Linked DNA regions of Mus musculus: all the other regions are linked to region 1. Evidence: chromatin loops called from intact Hi-C (ENCODE). Cell type or tissue: gastrocnemius. All regions are shown on one strand.

Region 1 (2,500 bases):
GATCGTCTGCCTGTCCTTCCCCCAGATCTGGGTGATCTTAGGGACGAGGGCTGTGTTGCCATCAGCTCACCCTGATCCCACGGTTCTGTTCACACCACACATTCCTCAAATGTGTTTTGAGCACACTGATGGCTACTAGCCTGAGAGGGAAAGTTGCCACTCCTGGTCATATGTCTGACTTCAGATCCAGCCTACTGAAACATTAACTTATATAAAACCAGACGAAAAGTTGATTTATCAGAGGTGCCACAGGTGGCTGAGGATAATAACTATATATGATTTATGCAAAATCATAAGTGTATTTGAAACACTGTGAGACTTTTTGGGGGGCATTTTTGGGTAACTCAATGCATTTCATGTTTCTTGATTATGAATGTGAGAGACAACATTGTGTTGCTATTTCAAAAGGTTATCTGGGCCAGGCGGTTCTTTATTACATCACAAGTATAGAAGGCTTGAATTCTTTTCTGAGACCTAGGGATGAGCCTTAGACGTCCCCTTTGGAGAGGTGGTTTGCAACAGTGACTAAGACTGACACCTCTGAGCTCAGCTGGGTCACAAACCCAGCACACACCAGACATAGTAACACATACTTACCAGCCTCCACATCTGAAGGAGCGATGGTCATCACAGGTGGTTACAAGGTACGTTAACGTATAGGAAGAACTCAGACTATCATCTAGCTCAAAGCAACAGCTTGCCCATGTCTCCACTCCCAGACTCACCCAGGGCAGTGACTGTTTATCCCAGTGTAGACTCCTGCAATTCTGAAAGCAGCACACACAAAGTAAACCTGAGTCCTTCCCCAATGTGTTCAGTCATGTGTTGATTTTTTTTCTCTTCTCTTCTTGTGTGGAAAGCATGCACAATAACAGACTGTCGCGGGTGAACTGAGGTAGTGCCTGCAAATTGCCTGGCTCTGCTGCCTGAGGTCTCTACTGTTGTCTCAGTTTCCTGGGCGATTTGCATTAAGGTCTCTTCACATGTTTCTCATAGTGGGAGCCACTAGATGGCAGCATAGATTCACAGAGACACAGAGGCAGCAGTTGGAACACTTAATGCAAAAACAAGCACAGGTGTAGCCCTGGCCCTTCCCAGAGGTGGCTGCCTGCTTAGTGTTCTACTTGCCCCTGGAAAATATGCCCTTTTTAGATTTGGTTTCAAGGTGAATGTCCAGTTAGCAAAGAATGAAAGTAACTATACCAGACTCATTGACTGATACTACCTGTATGGGTCTGCCCGGGCTGCTGCTGCAGAACATTGCAGAGCCAGACGTGGTGGTGCACACCCAGAATCCCAGCAGCATGAGAAGCTGAAGCAGAAGGATTACATTTTCCAGGTCAGCCTGGGTTATGGAGTTAGTTCAAGACTGGACTGGACAACTTAATAAGAGCCCACTGCAAAAAGGGAAAAGAAGCCAGGTGTGTTAGCACACACCAGTAATCTTAGCACACTGGAGAGGTGTGTTAGCACACACCAGTAATCCTAGCACCCTGGAGAGGCAGAGGCATGGGGGTTGCTATCATTTTAAGGTCAGTCTGGTACACACTGAGAGTTCTAGGTCAGCTAGGGCTATATAGTGATTCTGTCCCTCCAAACCCCAAACAAGTGAAAAGAGTCATATCTCATTCATATTTACCACCCCTACCTACCAGTAAGATGTGTTCAGACCCTTGCTTATATACACACCAGGCAGCATACATCTGTGATGAGCCCGGGCCACCTCAAAGCCTTGCATCTCAGTTAATTTATTGATAAGTTGTTCCAAACTATTCTTTTTGTTCCCTTTAGCCCATATCTACCAACAAAGATGGAGAATGTTTTCATGAATAAATAACACACTACCAGGTCTGGGTTCCAAAGCAAGGATGGGCAGGGATCCTCTCAATTGCAGGACTCTACTGTAAACCACATGGAGTATTACGGTTTGGGTATGAAACATCCTCTCAGGATGCCCATTCACAGACGTCTTGAGTCCTCCATACCAGTAATGCTTAAAAGTAAGTTTGGGGGAAGTGACAGGGTCATGAGGTCCCTGTCTTCATCAGTAAGTTAACCACTGATAGACTTAAAGTCTGAATAGACTATTTAAGAAGGGTGCAGACCTGTGCAAGGCGAGGACTGGTTGGAGGAGGTAGGGACTGGGGGTGTGTGCCTTTGAGGGATAGTTTTCTCTGACCCTTTTCTGCTCATCCTACTCATTCTGTCTACCACGAGGCAAGCTGTTCAACCCTCCCTGAGGTTCATGGTGATAGAACCAGCTAACCATGGGCTGAAGCCCCTGGAACCCAGAGCCAAAAAAAAAAAAAAAAAAAAAAAAGAAATCTTTCCTCTTGTAAGGGATGATGTCAGAGATTCATCACAGAAGCAAAACCAAACCTTACACATTGCCCCTGAGCAGATAATGTAGGAAGCCCAGGCATGTTCTCAAGAGGATCTTATTTCCCACTGGCTCACCACGTGACATTGAGGCTGTGACCCATGCTGTTTGAACAAAGCA
Region 2 (2,500 bases), 180 kb after region 1:
AAGTGAAGAAGCAGCCCCACACAGACAGGAAGGAGACTGGCAGTCTCTTAGGGAACAGAGAAGAAGGGGATACACGCTGATAAAGGGTATAGTCTCAGTTAGCAGGGATGAAAATATAACATTGGCTGTGGCGATGGCTTCCTCACCCTGCAGACACACTAAAAGGCAATGGATCTCACACTTTAAATGGGTGAGTTGTATTCTGTGTCAAGTATAAATCAATAAAGCTATTCTAGATGCATACACACCATTCACGCAAACCTCTCTCCAGCCCTGTTAAGTAGCCTGGAGCCAAGCTTAACTTGATTTAGGAAAATAAGCCAACAGTCTGTTTCTTGCAGCCTAGCTTTTTGGAACAGGCTCCTGCCTATTAAAACACATGCCGATTTTAAATGGGGACTCAAGGAAGCGTTCGGAGCCTCTCTTCTCCCTTTGCTAAGTCCTGAAAATTGAAATTTTTCCCCTTTCTTTTCCTCATCTTTGGAAATCGGTTCTTTATCAAAATGTGGTCAGCATTGGCTCCTAGTTTCTCTCCTGCTAAAAACACACAACTTGAGTTACTCTCCAGATCCAAGGTTATGGCCATCACAATGGGAGGAAGGTTGGGAAGCCACAGGCTCACTGCCAGCACAACTAAGTCTCTTTCTGCCAGTACTGCCTTCATTTTGGATTTTCAAATTCAACTTTTAAATTTCCTACTGATATTCCATTTCTGGCACTTCCAACCCTTTCTCTTTGGCTCAGCCACATCAAGGGCCAGCTTGTCATCTGTGCAATCAAGATCCCCTGCCCATTGCTGCTCAGCTTTCTGACTGAAGAGTCAGACCACCCTTGGCAGCCTGGATGTCCCCCAAGTGCCTTCTTCTACAAGCCCTTTGTAAATTCCACATTCCGGTCTTTTCTTTCTAATCCTGGACAATTGCTAATGAGAAAAGGCCAGGTGGTGGCTTCCAGGTGGTCTGTGTGCCACTTGAATACCCTCTGGCCTCTCCTCAGAGCCTTCTTCCTGGTTACTGTGCATGCAGTTGAAGGTTTATACCTCTGCTAGCCAAGCTCCAGTTGGCAAATCTACTCCCATGCCCTTGGCTCTGCCTCTTTGTCCAAACAATGGCAAAAAAGACAGGCACGGGCACAATGGCTAGTAAAAAGGTAAAAATCTGGGGCTATGCAGTTTTATAAAGGTCTACATAGGTCTTCACTAGCCTTGGGTTCAAATCACTGTGCTGTTACTAACTAGCCAAATGACTTCAAGTAACATGTGCCTATGTCTCGGTTGTTTGTGAAAATCTGAATTACATGCACTAAACAGCTGCTACTTTGAAAATTAACTGAGGTAGTTCAAGTCCACATAAAATAAAACCATAGACTGCCCTTTACGAGAAGGGCGCCATAAAAATCAGATGAGGAAATGCCACTGCTGTCTGTGGCCAGCTCTTCAAGTTAGGATTGGAGGACTCCTCCCTTGTTGCTATGCAGCCTTCTGTAGGCAGAGCGCTTAGCTCAGGTCTGCTCCACGTGGTTCTAGCAGCCCTGCAGAGCCTGAAAACCCTTCTGCGGCTGTGTTCTCCCCCTCGCCTGTTTCAGGCTGATCTGTTTTTCCCCGAATCAAAACTCTCTGCATGACATGGCTCTGCACAAACCTTTGCCCATTCTCATGGCTGCAAAGTCAGCCAGCTATGCCTGTGAGGCTGAAACCAGCCTTACCCCCAAAGCTGTTAGCTGAGAGGCTGCTGTCAGCTGCTGCAGAATCGAAGGTGGTGGTGCAATCAATACCATCACCAGTGAGTTCAAGGTCATGGGAATCTGCAGATCATAGAAGGAATGATTTTCATATACCTGGGAGAAACCCTGCCCCAGGCTTTTTTTTTAACTATAGGTAATTAAATCTTAGAGAAAACTTCTACCTTGCCCCTCTTATGATAAGCCAACATCACCCCAAATTGGACCAACACCTTCTGTACAAATATAGCCCACTCGTGTGTGTGTGTGTGTGTGTGTGTGCGCGCGCGTGCGCACACGCGGGTAGGTCAGAGGTCATCTCCAGGTATTGTTCCTTAGTTCATATCCATCTTGATTTTTAAAACAGGATCTCTTATTGGCCTGGAGCCAGCACCCAGAAATCACCATCTCCATGTCCCACACTGGCATTATAAGCATACACCACCACACCCGGCTTTTCGGTGTGGGTTCTTGGATCTGACTTCAGATCTCCTTGCTTGTGTACCATTTGTTTTACTGACTGGGCCATCTCTCCAGCTCCTAGACACTATGGGAGAGCACATACCACTAGACACATAGGAGAGCAGGTATCCTATGCCCTGGGGGATGTTTCTTGTTTCTATGACCTGAGAAAATCCTAAATATTTTCCTGCAGTGATATGTACCGAGTGTGTATCTGAGCATCCACACCTACTGTGTTCTGAGTATTGTGCTGGACTCTGCAGGAGAAAGAGGGGGAGGGGGAGCTCATAAGTGATGATCCCAGGAGGGTAGGATGTGT
Region 3 (2,500 bases), 450 kb after region 1:
TAAGTCATTGTAGACAGTTCTATCAGTGTATTGAGAATTTGTTTCTTGAAAGTGCTGCACATACTTTAAAAATAAAATTCCTGATATATCTGTGACCCTTTTACACAGGCTTTTGAAATATTTACCCATCCCTCTACATAGCTGAAGTCATGTGTCTGTCAAGCTTTTCTCTAAAATAAGTCAAAGTATAAACAGAAGACAGAAGTGGAAAGAATCAGCTGCATGGGTACAGAGGCTGGCCATACCCAATATATTTAGAGCGAGTATTTGTAGCAAGTGTGATTTATACTTGCCCATGATGATCAGCTGTAACTAGGCTGGTTTGTTTGTTTACTTACTTGCTTGTTTTTGTTTTGTTTCTTTTCTTTTCTTTTTGGTTTTATAGTTGTTGTTTTGAGTCAGGATCTCTCTATATAGACTGGGCTGGCCTCAAACTCTTGGATATCCCCTGGCTTCTGCCCCCCTAGTGCTAGGAACAAAGGTGTATGACACTGCTCCAGTTAACCAGGTATTTTAACTAAGAAATAAGACCCAAGTCTGTACTGCAACACCAGACACCAAGCTTATCACCAAGCCCAGCAACGACTATTTTTAGAATTCTGATGAAAATTTCTAATAGATTTTCTCTTTCTTTTCTCTTCTCTTTTTTCTTTTCTTTCCTTACCCTTCCTTCCTTCCTTCCTTCCTTTCTTTCTTTCTTTCTTTCTTTCTTTCTTTCTTTCTTTCTTTCTTCCTTCCTTCCTTTCTTTTTCTTCCTTTCTTCGGAAACAAAGTCTCATATATCACATACTGGCCTCACCTGTAATCAAGGCTGACCTTGGATTTCTGACCCTCCTGCCCCCCTTGTGCTGAGATTATAGTTGGTATCACAATGCTAGCCTCCAAGTGAATTTGGGATAGATTGATACATACATACATACATACATATAGATATCTACAGAGAGAGAGATATATCAGTAGGTTTGCCACCGCTGCTTAATCTTTAGCTATAACCTGTATTTGCTGCCATCTTGGGGACTCATAGAACCATTGCAAGTGCCCTTTTCTTTCTGTTCTCTGCCTTTCTTCCCCAAAAGTTCTCACGAGGTATTCCAGACTATCCTCAAAATTCTCAGATCTCCTTTGGGTCAGCTCCATGAGTTCTAGAATATTTTTTTTTAACAGTTACACTTTAATTAAATCAGGACTTGTGGGTGCTGAGTCAGTATTAGTGGCATAGTTATTAAGATAAATGTGGGGCTGTGAGTGTAGCTCACTGACACAGGAAATGTTTACAAGAGAGATGCCTACATCCAATCCCCAACACTTCAAGAAGTAAACATGGATCCTGTGTCTTTCCCTAAGATTCTTTTTGCCAGTGATGATGGCGATGGGATTAACACCTTTAATCCCAGCACGTGGGAGGTAGAGGAGGCGGATCCCTGAGTTTGAGGCCTAGTTCTACTCTAGAGAGTTCTAGGACGGCGAGGGATATGTGGAGAAACCCTGTCTTGAAAAACTAAAAGAAGAGGAGGAGGAGGAAGGGCAGAAGAAAGGAAGAAAGAAAGAAAGAAAGGAGAGAGAGAGAAAGAGAGAAAGGAAGAAAGAGAAAGACAGATGGACAGAATCTGCCTTCATAAGATAGTTTTGTATATTCTTAGTAATTGATGGGGAAGGGCCTAGCCCACTGTGGGTGGGCCACCCCTGAACTGATGGTCTTAGGCTCTTTAAGAAAGTAGGGGAAGTAGGAAGCCAGTAAGCAGCAATCCTCCATGGCCTCTGCATCAGCTCTTGCCTCTAGATCTAGACCCTGTTTGAGTTCTTGTCCTGGGGATTGTGGTGCACACTTTTAAAACTAGCATTGGGGAAGTCAGAGGCATGTGGGTCTCTATGAATTCCAGGTCAGCCTGGTCTACAAAGTGAGTTCCAGACCAGAACAGTCAGGGCTACATAGAGAGATCCTGTCTCAAAAACCCAAAAGGTGAACATTTTCTAAAATAAATGAGATAAAATTAAGCATAATTCCGGAAACTTGGTTGAATACTGATTTGTAGAAACCTCCTTTAAACACATTTTGGGGTTGACGGTGTAGCTCAGAAGCTAGTGCTCAGAAGACGGTGAGCTTGATCCAGCACATATTCCCCAAAAATCACACTGTTGAAAGAGATGTGAAAATGTAGATGTAAACTAGATCGTAATTGATGTCAGGAAATAACTGTAAGCTTTCATGGATATGATAAATGGTCTTGTGAATATGAAGAAGAAAGTCCTTATTCTCAGAAAAAACAAACTGATTCATTTAGAGAATGAATTTAATTTACTTTTAAAATATTTTGCCAAAAAAAAAAAAAAAACCCAAAATAACAACAACAACAACAAAAACCCCAAAACCAAAAAAAAAAAAAAAAATCCCACGTCAGGTGGTGGTGGCGCACTCCTTTAATCCCAGCACTTGGGAGGCAGAGGCAGGTGGATTTTTGAGTTCGAGGCCAGCCTGGTCTACAGAGTGAGTTCCAGGACA

What was found. Hi-C counts contacts between places; a loop is a spot of excess contacts. Peaks named below come from ENCODE experiments on the same cell type or tissue, not always from the same donor. Only the 100,000 strongest peaks of a DNase experiment are listed, where the experiment ranks them.
Region 2: a loop joins it to region 1, with 3 times the contacts of the local background. A loop is called at or near these places in 5 of 42 quality-filtered maps.
Region 3: a loop joins it to region 1, with 3 times the contacts of the local background. A loop is called at or near these places in 29 of 42 quality-filtered maps.

The regions. Positions count from the first base shown.
Region 1 is chr2:104,133,614-104,136,113 of GRCm38, forward strand. No RefSeq gene overlaps it. Among named protein-coding and RNA genes, the nearest start is that of A930018P22Rik, 12 kb to the left of the region's middle. In gastrocnemius, a CTCF peak has its summit at 1,003 (motif pointing right); a DNase peak (open chromatin) is centred at 1,010; H3K27ac peaks cover 1,050 bases.
Region 2 is chr2:104,317,527-104,320,026 of GRCm38, forward strand. All of the region lies in intron 1 of D430041D05Rik (RIKEN cDNA D430041D05 gene), which reads right to left. Among named protein-coding and RNA genes, the nearest start is that of Gm22501, 91 kb to the left of the region's middle. In gastrocnemius, no CTCF peak of the experiment used is centred here; DNase peaks (open chromatin) are centred at 341, 847, 1,557 and 2,090.
Region 3 is chr2:104,584,837-104,587,336 of GRCm38, forward strand. No RefSeq gene overlaps it. Among named protein-coding and RNA genes, the nearest start is that of Cstf3, 4.4 kb to the right of the region's middle. In gastrocnemius, a CTCF peak has its summit at 1,025 (motif pointing left); no DNase peak of the experiment used is centred here.